Linked DNA regions of Homo sapiens: region 1 is linked to region 2. The links are chromatin contacts, found by Hi-C or POLR2A ChIA-PET in ENCODE. All regions are on one chromosome and are shown on one strand. The core of a region is the stretch at or near the end of the contact, and the rest is flanking DNA. Distances in the headings are between cores, read along the strand shown.

The links. Hi-C counts contacts between places; a loop is a spot of excess contacts on that map. ChIA-PET counts read pairs that join two places held with the same protein, here RNA polymerase II (POLR2A). Pooled maps may share reads with other maps.
Region 1: a loop to region 2 is called in a map of heart left ventricle, with 4 times the contacts of the local background. The contact joins the promoter of MTARC2 here to the promoter of MARK1 in region 2. A Hi-C loop is called at or near these places in 5 of 168 maps with a recorded cell type or tissue (Right ventricle myocardium inferior, ascending aorta, endothelial cell of umbilical vein and 2 more), 3 of 37 single-sample maps with no recorded cell type and 19 of 50 pooled maps. POLR2A ChIA-PET finds 5 or more read pairs at or near these places in 1 of 52 experiments (WTC11).

The regions. Positions count from the first base shown.
Region 1 is chr1:220,743,925-220,749,571 of GRCh38, forward strand. It overlaps MTARC2 (mitochondrial amidoxime reducing component 2), which reads left to right and starts at 4,398. Exons shown (of 8, transcript NM_017898.5): 1 at 4,398-4,879. The coding sequence starts at 4,608. LOC124904516 (a long non-coding RNA gene) reads right to left here and starts at 4,891. Exons shown (of 2, transcript XR_007066884.1): 1 at 3,895-4,891; 2 at 396-2,839.
Region 2 is chr1:220,525,208-220,530,524 of GRCh38, forward strand. MARK1 (microtubule affinity regulating kinase 1) reads left to right here and starts at 2,929. Exons shown (of 18, transcript NM_018650.5): 1 at 2,929-3,666. The coding sequence starts at 3,616. RefSeq lists a silencer at 2,993-3,292.

The sequences.
Region 1 (5,647 bases), core at 3,148-5,647, 220 kb after region 2:
TTTCTAATCTGGTGCTTTCAGCCCTGGTCATGTGGCTGGATTTTCATAGTCACTAGGGCATTTTGACTTCCTAGCCATGGTTCTTCTTCCACTATATATATATGCTTAATATCCATTCAAACTCCTGAGTTTAAGCGGCTCTTCTGCCTCAGTGTCCAAAGTAGCTAGTATTACAAGCATGCACCACCATGCCTGCCTCATTCTCTCTTTTTCTGTTGTTTTAAATTTTTTGTAGAAACAGGGTCTCATTATGTTGCCCAGGCTGGTCTTGAACTCTTGGGCTCAAGTGATCCTCCTGCCTCAGTCGCCCAAAGCACTAGGATTACAGGTGTGTGCCACTGGGCCTGGCCTAAGGGGACCTTTGATTAATGTTTGGCCTGCATCAAACTGGGATGTAAGTGAGAAATAAACTTTTATTTTGTTAGAGCATTGAGATGTTGAGGTTGTTACAATATTTTAGCCTAGCCTGCGTCATGAGATTTGTTATATGGGTTGAAGGTTGACTATCCTCACTGCCTGATAATCTGATGTGCTCATCTCCCCAGGAAAGACAAACTGCTACATGGCCCTGATGAATACTTCCATTGGCTGCTGGGTACTCACCTTCCTGAAGAGGACCTGGCTAAGCAAGGTAATATTTGGGTTTTAGGCTTCTTTTTTTCTCTGGTTTCTTGGTTGATATTTTAATTGACAGAGTTTTCTTTATCTATGTCAGTGCCTCTAGGCAGACAATGATGTCTTATTCACTAGAAAGATTTTTCCTAAGCAGAAGTTGCCAAAATATGACAAACTAGGGGAAAAAGTTATGACTTGGGAAGGCATGATAAAAGGGTAATTTTCTTAATTTATAAAAGGATCTTATAAATTAACAAAAAAATAGATAAGTTGATTCAAATCAGAAGGGAAAAAAGATATGCAAACAGCCAATTAGACTCATGAATCCTCAACCTTTGATATGGTTTGGATCTGTGTCCCCAACCAAATCTCATGTTCAATTGCAACCCTCAGTGTTGGAGTTAAGGCCTGCTGGGAGGTGATTGGATCATGGGGCTGGTTTCTCATGGTTTAATACCATTCCCCTTGGTGCTATCATCCTGAGAGTGAGTTCTCATGAGATCTGGCTGTTTAAAAGCATGTGGAACCTCCCCCCTCTCTCTGGGTCCTGCTCCTATCATGTAAGACATCCACTGCTGCTTTGTCTTCCACCATGAGTAAAAGCTCCCTGAGGTCTCCCAGAAGCAGAAGCCGCCGTTCTTCCTGTACAGACTGCAGAACTATGAGCCAATTAAACATTTTTTCTTGATAAATGACCCAGCTTCAGGTATTTCATTATAGCAGTGTGAGAATGGACTAATACAGCCTCTCATCACCCCTCACTAATTCTACAAATGAAGATGCTGGGCTGCAAATGTACACATTACTGATAAGGAATTTCCCTGCTCCCCTGAAGGCACCCCCAACCCCAGCATTGGTGAAGCTTAAACAGGGCAGGCTATGATAGATAATGGCTGGTGAAGACAGCAAAGACTTGGCAGCACTCACCATGGCAAAGTTCCTCACTTGATGTCTATCCCCATCATTTTGCACATGAGGAGGTGGAAGCATGGAAAGGTCAAGTTACCCATCTATCTAGGTAACTATTTCTTCTTTGATGTCTCAAAGATACCTCTCACTCGCTGTTCACAATAGGCTCATCATCTTTTTTCCCAGACTATCTTCTTCTCTTGAATTCTCTTTTTTTTTTTTTTGAGACGGAGTCTCTCTCTGTCGCCCAGGCTGGAGTGCAGTGGCGCGATCTCGGCTCACTGAAAGCTCCGCCTCCTGGGTTCACACCATTCTCCTGCCTCAGCCTCCCAAGTAGCTGGGACTACAGATGCCCACCACCATGCCTGGCTAATTTTTTGTATTTTTAGTAGAGACGGGGTTTCACTATGTGAGCCAGGATGGTCTCGATATCCTGACCTCCTGATCCGCCCACCTCGGCCTCCCAAAGTGCTGGGATTACAGGTGTGAGCCACTGTGCCCAGCTTCTCTTGAATTCTTAATCTCTGAGAATGGTACCCCCATCCCACCCCAGACTTTTATGCCACAGAGCCAGGAGGCCCCGTGGGCTCTTCCTCTCCCTCTGGCTCTGTGTTCTGTCATCACTATCTCTTGTTAATTCTGTCCCCTGACCATCTCTCCTAACCACATGTCTATCTCCAGCCCCACTGTTATTTTTCCTTGATTTGGAATTACATCAGCCTGAACTAGGGCATTTGCAACTCATCTAACCATCTTTGGTGTTACTCTTTCTCAGAGCAGCCAGAATGGCCTTCCTAGCACCCAAGTCTAATCATGCCAGACTGTTGTTCAGAATTCTGAGGTGTCTCCACATTAAGTAGAGATAAGATGCCTGTTGATCTGACCTCTGCCCACCTGTCCTGCCTCAACTCCCGCCACCTGCTGCATGCACAGGTACATCCTAATACAGCTGGATTGCTGGTGGTTGCCCAAACATGCCACACTCTCTTGTTCCTTCCATTTTTTCAGGCTATTGCACGTGCTGCTCCTTTTGCCCAGAATCCTCTCCTTTACCCATCTCCAAGCCCCTCCTCATGTTCAAGTCTCAGCTCCAAAGCTCCGCCCTCTGAAAACAGCACTGTCCTGAGATTCAGCTGCTCTTTTGCCTCTGCATCCTCTGCATCTTGACCTTGCTTCTCCTCTGACATTATCCTCTAGACTTGCAGGGGAGGTGTCAGTCTTCTGGGGAGTCAGTGAACTGGATGGAAGGGCAGCTTCTTCTAAACTTTAAATCCCCAGTGCCAATCTAGGACGAAGCCTGGTGAATGATCAATATCTATGTGGTGAAAGAAAGAGATGATTAATCAATAAGACATTTGCCCTGTCTGGGAGCTCACGTATAGCGAGGCGATGGCTTTGTAAGCCCCTCACTCTGACAGCAGGCTTGTGGGCAGGGAGGACTCTGACCCTCCTCAGGAGTTGGGAGAGGCAAAGGGGGTCAGCTACAAGTGTACACACATCACATTCACCACACCATGCTTAAAAAACAAATCCATAAGTCGCAGCTGCCAAGCATGATGTAAATGTATGGGGATTGAGGGACTAATTCTGCTGGCCTGAGGTTTTTTCCTGGGTGGGGAGAGATTCAGGCCCTGTTTTGTCTTTCACTTTTCACAAGGAACAGCCAAAGGGAACCTGGCTCCTCTGGTTCTCCATCCTTCCCGGAGTCTCTTCCCACACTCCAGAACGGGCCCCTTTCTCTGGAGGTGGCCAGCCCAGATTTGGGGGGTGGCCCACTGGTTGGCCTCCTTAAACTTTCCTAGAACTGTGCCACAGTTTAAGGGACAAACTTTTGAAAAACAGAACAACAACAAAAAACTTGAAAGACTTCAAACCTTAATTTGTCTGAGAAAATCCACTGTTAACCCAATAGCTTGCTTGAATGGAGGTGTTAAAGATCAACAAAGCCAGACATTAGTTAAACCATGAAAACAGATTTTACTCAGTAACTACTTACAGTAGGAGAAAAAGCTGATCATTCTCATTTGTGCATAGCAGAATGGGCGTTTTAAAGGGTGAAGGAGAGAATAGGGCCGGGAAGCTAGCAGGGGATCAAGTGAAAAATCATGAAGGGGCGGTCAGTATTAATGACGGGCAGCTGTGCCTGGAGCTGGCCGTTATGAAGCTGGGATTCTATCCTCCCACAGAGACTGGGGGACAGAGGCCTATCCTCCCCATGACTGCATTTCAGAGCAATGGCTTTCAGGTCCTTGAGAAAGACACTTCTGAGGTGTAGGCGATACATATACATCTCAAAGCAACAGAGAAAGGATTCACAGTTGTAAGCCCTTTTAAGAAAATATCCTAAAAAAGGGAGGTCAGGGGCTTTACCATCGGGTGTTGGCTAGAATAAACGGGGAATTCTCCTGGCTGCCTTGAGCTTTCTCGGGAAGACATTTTACTGGGGTCGAGGTTAGGCGGCAGCGGAGGGTGGGGGACCTTGAGTCATGCTCCTATAAGCCACGCTAGAGTTCCTCGTCTTTGAGTGCAGAGGTTTAGACTGTGTCTTTGTGTGCAGAAAGTCCTGCAGTTCTCACAGCGACCTGCCAGAAAAAGTCGTTCCCAAATGTTTGTAAATCCTCCGTTGGGCAACCCGCCTTCACGTTCTGCGGTGATCTTGTCGAGCGACTAAGCGTGCAGTATTAGCAGAGAAGGGGGTGGCAGAGTGCTGGCGCTGAAGGTCATGTTGCATGGGTAACTGTCGTGTTGTAGGGGCGGGGAAGAGGGAGGAGACACTGACCACCCCAGAGGCCGCCCCATTAGCTCGCTTGCTTTGGGCGGCGTCGCTCCCACGGCGCCCAGGGTACCCCCGCCGCTGTCTGCCTGTCTTCCTCCATTACCGCGCAGGCTTGGTCACCGCATTAAGGCATTCCCGCTCTCCGCGGAACTGCTCTGCCGTCTCGGCGGTGAAAGTGTGAGAGGGTCCGTAGTTGGGTCAACTTTGACTCCTCTCGCCTGCCCGGATCCTTAAGGGCCTCCTCGTCCTCCCGGTCTCCGGTCGCTGCCGGGTCTGTGCGCCGGTCCGCGCCCGCCCTCGCTCTGCCATGGGCGCTTCCAGCTCCTCCGCGCTGGCCCGCCTCGGCCTCCCAGCCCGGCCCTGGCCCAGGTGGCTCGGGGTCGCCGCGCTAGGACTGGCCGCCGTGGCCCTGGGGACTGTCGCCTGGCGCCGCGCATGGCCCAGGCGGCGCCGGCGGCTGCAGCAGGTGGGCACCGTGGCGAAGCTCTGGATCTACCCGGTGAAATCCTGCAAAGGGGTGCCGGTGAGCGAGGCTGAGTGCACGGCCATGGGGCTGCGCAGCGGCAACCTGCGGGACAGGTACAGCACAGCGCGGGCGCGGGGCAGCGCGGAGCCTGCCTGGGATGAGGAGCGGGGGGGCAGGTGGGGCCCGATCTATCTGGGAAGGACTATAGAGGTTTGCCACCTGAGTTTCTGGGCTGACTGTTGGGCCGTTGGTCGTTTATCTGGGAAGGCCAAGTTCATGCCAGGTTTATTTTTGGTAAAGTAGGTAGGGGCAATCCCTTGCCCTTCCCTAGACGAGAGATTCCTCCTCTGTAACAGGAGGGGGTCTGACCTGTATCTCCAAGTCTCCTTAGCTCTAAAGTTTGTGATTCTATCCTAGTATACCAAAGTAGAAAAATAAAGCTATTGGCACTAGAAAGCAGCAAGAAAGAAACCAAGTGTTGTTCAAGGACATTGGCTTAGGCCTTGCTGGGCCTTGTTCCTCACATTTCTCCAATCCTGGGGGTGCCCTGGAGGCCTGATACACTTTGATGAAGGATGAGCAAGTGGCATGGGGACTCTGGGGCAGAGGTGATACTTGCCATTAAGGGAATAGTGTCCCCCCTTCTCCCATAGGCAGAGTTGTTCACAGCCTGGAACTTTGGGACTTTTGGGCCTGACACATAGACATTTCATACTTAGGATTAAGATGCCTTCTTCTTTTTTTTTTTTTTTTTTTTTGAGACAGAATCTCACTTCGTAGCTCAGGCTGGAGTGCAGTGGCACTATCTCAGCTCACTGCAACCTCCATCTCCCAAGTTCAAGCAATTCTCCTGCCTCAGCCTCCCAAGTAGCTGAGATTAC
Region 2 (5,317 bases), core at 1,679-4,178:
GCTCAGTAGTCACATGTAACTGGTACTGGACCCGGTAGTTCTAAAAAATTCTACTCCATAGGGCTGACGGTAGGCAATGCTCTTTTCCCACTTTTCACTGTAGGTTTAGCACCTTTTAGATCTTTATTTCCCTTTTGTTTTGTCAGTACTTCAATTTTCTTCCAAAACTTTCATTACCCTAACACATTAAGTTAGGAACCTGTGAATTGAACATGCCACATTTGGTTAATAACCCAAAAAAAAATTACTCAAAGCCTTAAAATATTCCCTTTGTCATTTCTCCATAGTCACAGACACAGAAGCTATATATAGTAACACAAAAAAATTTTGCTCATGAGCATTTTCATTTCTAAGGACTAGGGTTAAACAGTATTGACTCCATCACAATAATGCCTCATGTCATTTTTTTTTCCTCTCCCATGTTTAAGGATCTACTAATGCCATTTTAAGGGGAGAAGAGCTCATATAGGGACAGACAGTATTTCCTTTTGAAAAACATAGTGACTTTTTTTTTAACCTGGGCAAAGTGCATTTTCACTTAGTTTTCACTACATACCAAGCTTAAAATTGTTAGGTATTAATAAGGATTATTTGAATGGCATTTTCTTTTGGATAGAATTGTTCTATCCAAAAAAACAATTTGGCTAGCTAGAATTATGGATTCGAGCTACCTAGTAATGACTCTCTTTGAATGTAGTTTCACTGTTAGAAGTGTTCTTGGGGATTGACTTAAACAATAAATATCCCTTCCTATTATTATGTGATATTCCGTAAATTTCAATATGTGAAATAGTGAGCATTGTGTAGCAAATATAGCTAAGGGATTTGTCCATGGCTTTTAACAGACACTTTAAAATCTGTGGAAGCCACTGTGCCAGAATCTGGGGCTCTCCTTTAAGCTCTGTCTCGAATTAGCCATTATATCTTATGGGGTGAACCTATGGTTTTTGTGACTGGTGCAAGATTGAACAGCACCACATATTTCAGTTATCTTCTTCTGTATCTTATTAACCTGGTGCATCTGTGATCTTGAACAAGTTAACTTAGTGGAATTTTGTAAAATGGAAATAAATATGCCTGTCAGGGTCACCACGATTATAAAGATAGAAAAATATGTGAGTATACTTTAAAGAGCAAAATACATACTACCAGCTGAAGGAATGATTCATATTCCAATGGGGCTGAACGCCTTTTCACAGCTACTTGTTTATTGCTAGGTTAACTCAGGTACTATTGCAACACTAGGTACCCTTGTGTGGCTGCAGCAGTCAGTGATGCCGCTGACACTGTGATGGCAGCCCCTACAGGCAGCCGTCGCAATAGTTAACCAGAAAATAACCAGAAAAATACAGGATTATGCCCTTGCAACTTCAATGTATCTTGGTGATTCAGGATTTTCTGCAGAGGGCACGTAAATGCTTGACATTCTCAGTAACACATCATAGTTCAGGAGGCAGCATTGCAGTTCCGCTGCCTAAATTCTGTTTGAGAAGTGGTGATGACCACCAAAGGGATCTTGTTTTTTTTTTTTTTTTCATTTGCTTTGTGAAATTGGTAAGTGGTTACAAGAGAAAATGCTAAAGAAATAAGTACACAGATGGTGTTCTAGAAGTGAATATAGACTGGGTGAGAATTGCTTCTTTCCTCAAAGGATTTTTGTGTTTGCTATTTTCAGGTCTTTTGGACCCATGCTTCAAGGGTCAAGTGTTAACTTTTCAGAAACAACCTTTAATGAGTCAGGATAAAAACCATCTGGTTCAGGGATTCTTCTTTCAAATGGAGGAAATTCAGAAGAGACGAGAAATTTCCCACCATTATAAGAATTCCACTGGAGGCATACTGAAGCAGCTCAGAAAATCAATGTATCCGCTCCTATCTTTCATTCCTTTTGTCTTCCTGCCCATCCATGAAAGGAAGTGAAAAAGAAATGTTGCAAAGAAGAATAGAGAGACGATAAGGTTTTCGTTCTACAGGCTGAATGTGCAAAATGTAAGCTCTCAAATGAGATTAAAAAAAAATGCAGCCTTGCTTATAAAAGGCGAATGGGTCCTGGACAATGCACTACAGACGCGGGTGCCTACAGGATGTCTTGAGGCAGGTGGGTGGAAGTGTGAGGAAGCCACCTGGAAGAGGGAGGACAGGGCCCAAATCAGACACAGCTCTCCATCCTCCCTAAACAGGCTCGCCTAAGTGACACTTCCTTGTGTCCCAGGAAGTGACGATCAGCCAGTGTAGATGTTGTGACTCGCGGGTCTCACCCACTCCGAGGGTGCTGCAGGGCGCCCAGAGCGAGACGTCTTCCGCCGGCCCCATTCCCGAAGAGGCCGCGCCGTCGGGGGCTGAGACCCACTTGTACTGAGTCTCCAGCCGCCTCCCTAGGCTGCTGGCGCTTCTAGGGGCTTCTGTGCTTTTTGCCAAACTCTGAGGGTGACCCTGAACCTAACGGCTCCCTAGAGAAGGAGACTGACAGAGGGCTCAGGCGAGGATAGGGATTGAGAAAGCGTGGAAACGGGGGAGGAGGAGTAGAATTTAAGAATGGTAAAAGTCCCGAGGTAGGAGAAAAGGAGGGGTAGGATCCAGGGTAGGATTGAATCCAATTCTTCTCCAATGAAACGGACAAACAAACAAACAAACAAACAAAAACAGAAAGAAAGAAAAAGAAAAAAAAAAGCCACTGATTCACATCAGCTCTCTCTCACCCTCAACCCGGCAAAAACCAAACACGAATAAAAATAAAACCACCAGAGGCTCTTAGACGACCGTAAACTCTGCGGGTGGGGCACGAAACAAAAATAAACACAGGGACAGGCGGGCAAGAGAGCGCGGGAGGAGGAGGAGGAGAAAAAGGAGGAGGAGGAGGAGGAGGAGGCGGCCCCGCATCCCTAATGAGGGAATGAATGGAGAGGCCCCCTCGGCTGGCGCCCGCCCACCCGGCGGCGGCCGCCAAGTGCCTCTGGGCGCTGCGTGCCGCGCCCGCTGCTCCGCGCGCAGCCGGCTCGGGCCGCTCCTCCTGACTGAGGCGCGGCGGCGGCGGTGGCTGTGACCGCGCGGACCGAGCCGAGACATTCGCGCCGGGGGATCGGGCGCCGCCGCCGCTGGGCCCCGGGCGCGTGGATGCGGCTGGGTCGGGCGGCGCCGTACACCTGAGGCGGAGAACGGGGCGCGGCGCGGGTGACGCTGTCAGGGCCGCGGTTCCTGACGCCCAGGCGCTCGCCAGGACGAGCCAGGCAGTGATTTGAGGCACCGGCTTCACCTTCACCCATGGTCCGGAGAGCCTAGCGGGGCTCGCCACCGCCTCCCGGCTCCCCTTCCACGCCTCATCCTGCCAGCCTCGCCGCCCCGCCAGCGCCGGGCAACCGCCTCGCCCGAAGCCCTCCCTCGTTACTGTCCGCATACCCCGGCGGCGCCGCCGCGGGAAGCGGCTCCCCCTCCTCTTCCTCCGCGTCCTCTTCCCTCTTTCCCCCGCCGGGGCCGCTTGTTGCACCGCCCCGCGGCCTGCGGGAGCCGCTCGCCCCGGCCTTGTGCTCGCGTCCGCACCCCTTTCCTGTCGCCCCCCGGGGCCCGCACCACAGCCCGGCCGGCGAGACCCCGGCCAGACCCCGCTGCCCGCACAAAATGTCGGCCCGGACGCCATTGCCGACGGTGAACGAGCGGGACACGGAAAATGTGAGTAACCGGAGCCTCCCTCGGGAGCAGTGGGGGCGAGACCCTCCTCTGATCCCCACTTCACCCGCGCTTGGGCCGTCCCCCGTGCCTCGGCGCGGCCACCCGCGGCAGGGTCTCCACCTGGAGCCCGGCGTGACCCTCACCCACTGCTCAGCCCTATTCTTCATTCCAACCCCATTTCGCTTGTTTCCCCTCAAGGGTGAGGGTAGGGAACCGTAAGTGGCGCCCTCTCGCTCGGAGGTGGTCCTCCAGGGGCGGATGGGGTGATGGAGGGCAGAGAAGCAGAATGGGATGGCAGAGTGGGCAGTCAGGATTGCTTTATTTCTACCTCTGCATTCTGTGCCCCCACCCGAATGAATGCTTGCTTTACAATAGCAGACGAGCCGGCTACCTCTCACACTCTTGCTTTTCTGGATCTTTCAATCCTTTGCACTCTCCCCTCCTCCCCCCGCATTGCCCCATGACTTTGCTTTTTGTAACATTGTGTCCACATTTTGGGTCATGGGCACCAAAGCGAGAAGGATGGGAATGGAAGTGGAGATGTGTGCGTGTTTGTGTATGAGTTTATACTGCTGTGACACTCTTAGTAGGGATGAGTAGAAGAATTTCACGAACAGCATCTATGGCCCTGGGGTTACAGCAAAATGTTGAAAAGCCACATGAAGCCAAGGGCTTTTTAATCTCTTCCTTAAGTCAGTGATAATGATGCAGGGCAGGTTTTACTTTAAATATCTCTCCTCCTTGGAGTGTCACAAGGTGCACATCTTTAAAGGAGGGATTTTCTGTGTCTTTGATCAGATTGCCCTCTGGAGCTGTTATCAAGATGCAGATGTGCCGGGCTTTTAAACTCTTGAAAAACGAAAAGAACAAGATCCCTTGTATTTCCACCTTCTGAAAAGTACAGTTGTGTGTGTGTGTGCAAGTTCCTTTGTGGGAAGGTTTTCTTGTTTTTGTTTTTGTTTAAAACACTCAAGACCTGTAAATAGGGCTTGGCTGATTTTCCGACTGATTTTAAGGACCTAGAGGGGTACTAAGTTTTGGTCAGCTGTCCAGAGCTCTCTGTCTAGTTATCTCATCAGCCGTCCAGCTTTTGATATACCACTGACTTCATGGGGTTGGTAAAATAAAATAACGAAGCGCTTTGGTGTTCTTAGACAAAAGGCATGAGAGAAAGGATACAAGCTCACTTCTGAGTTGTTGGAGGGGTATAAACAGATGATTTCATCTTAGGAGGGAAGCACAGAAATTTAATATAACTATACAAAGAGAGAAGAAATTCTACTAAGAGACCATTGTTAGAGGACCTGTGAAGATGTTTCAGAGTATGCTTTTGTCTTCCCTAGCGCCGTGCATTTAAATGGGAAAGATAGTGTAAGGCTGCTGCTATCATAAATTAGAACTTCATTTGCATCATAACTATTTTAGAAAATATAATTGATACATAATTTTGATTGAGAGATTGAACAAGTTCAGAGAAAAAGATGGATATTTTGGTTTGAGTTGGTTTTAAAGCCGAGTTGGCACAGAATTTTTCTAACAGGAACATTAAAAAAATGCCTGTCATTCAAGAGTGTGAATGAAAAGTATGACAGATGATAACCTTTGTTTTTATTAGCAAATTACTGTATGTGTTAACCCAGGAGGAGTGGAA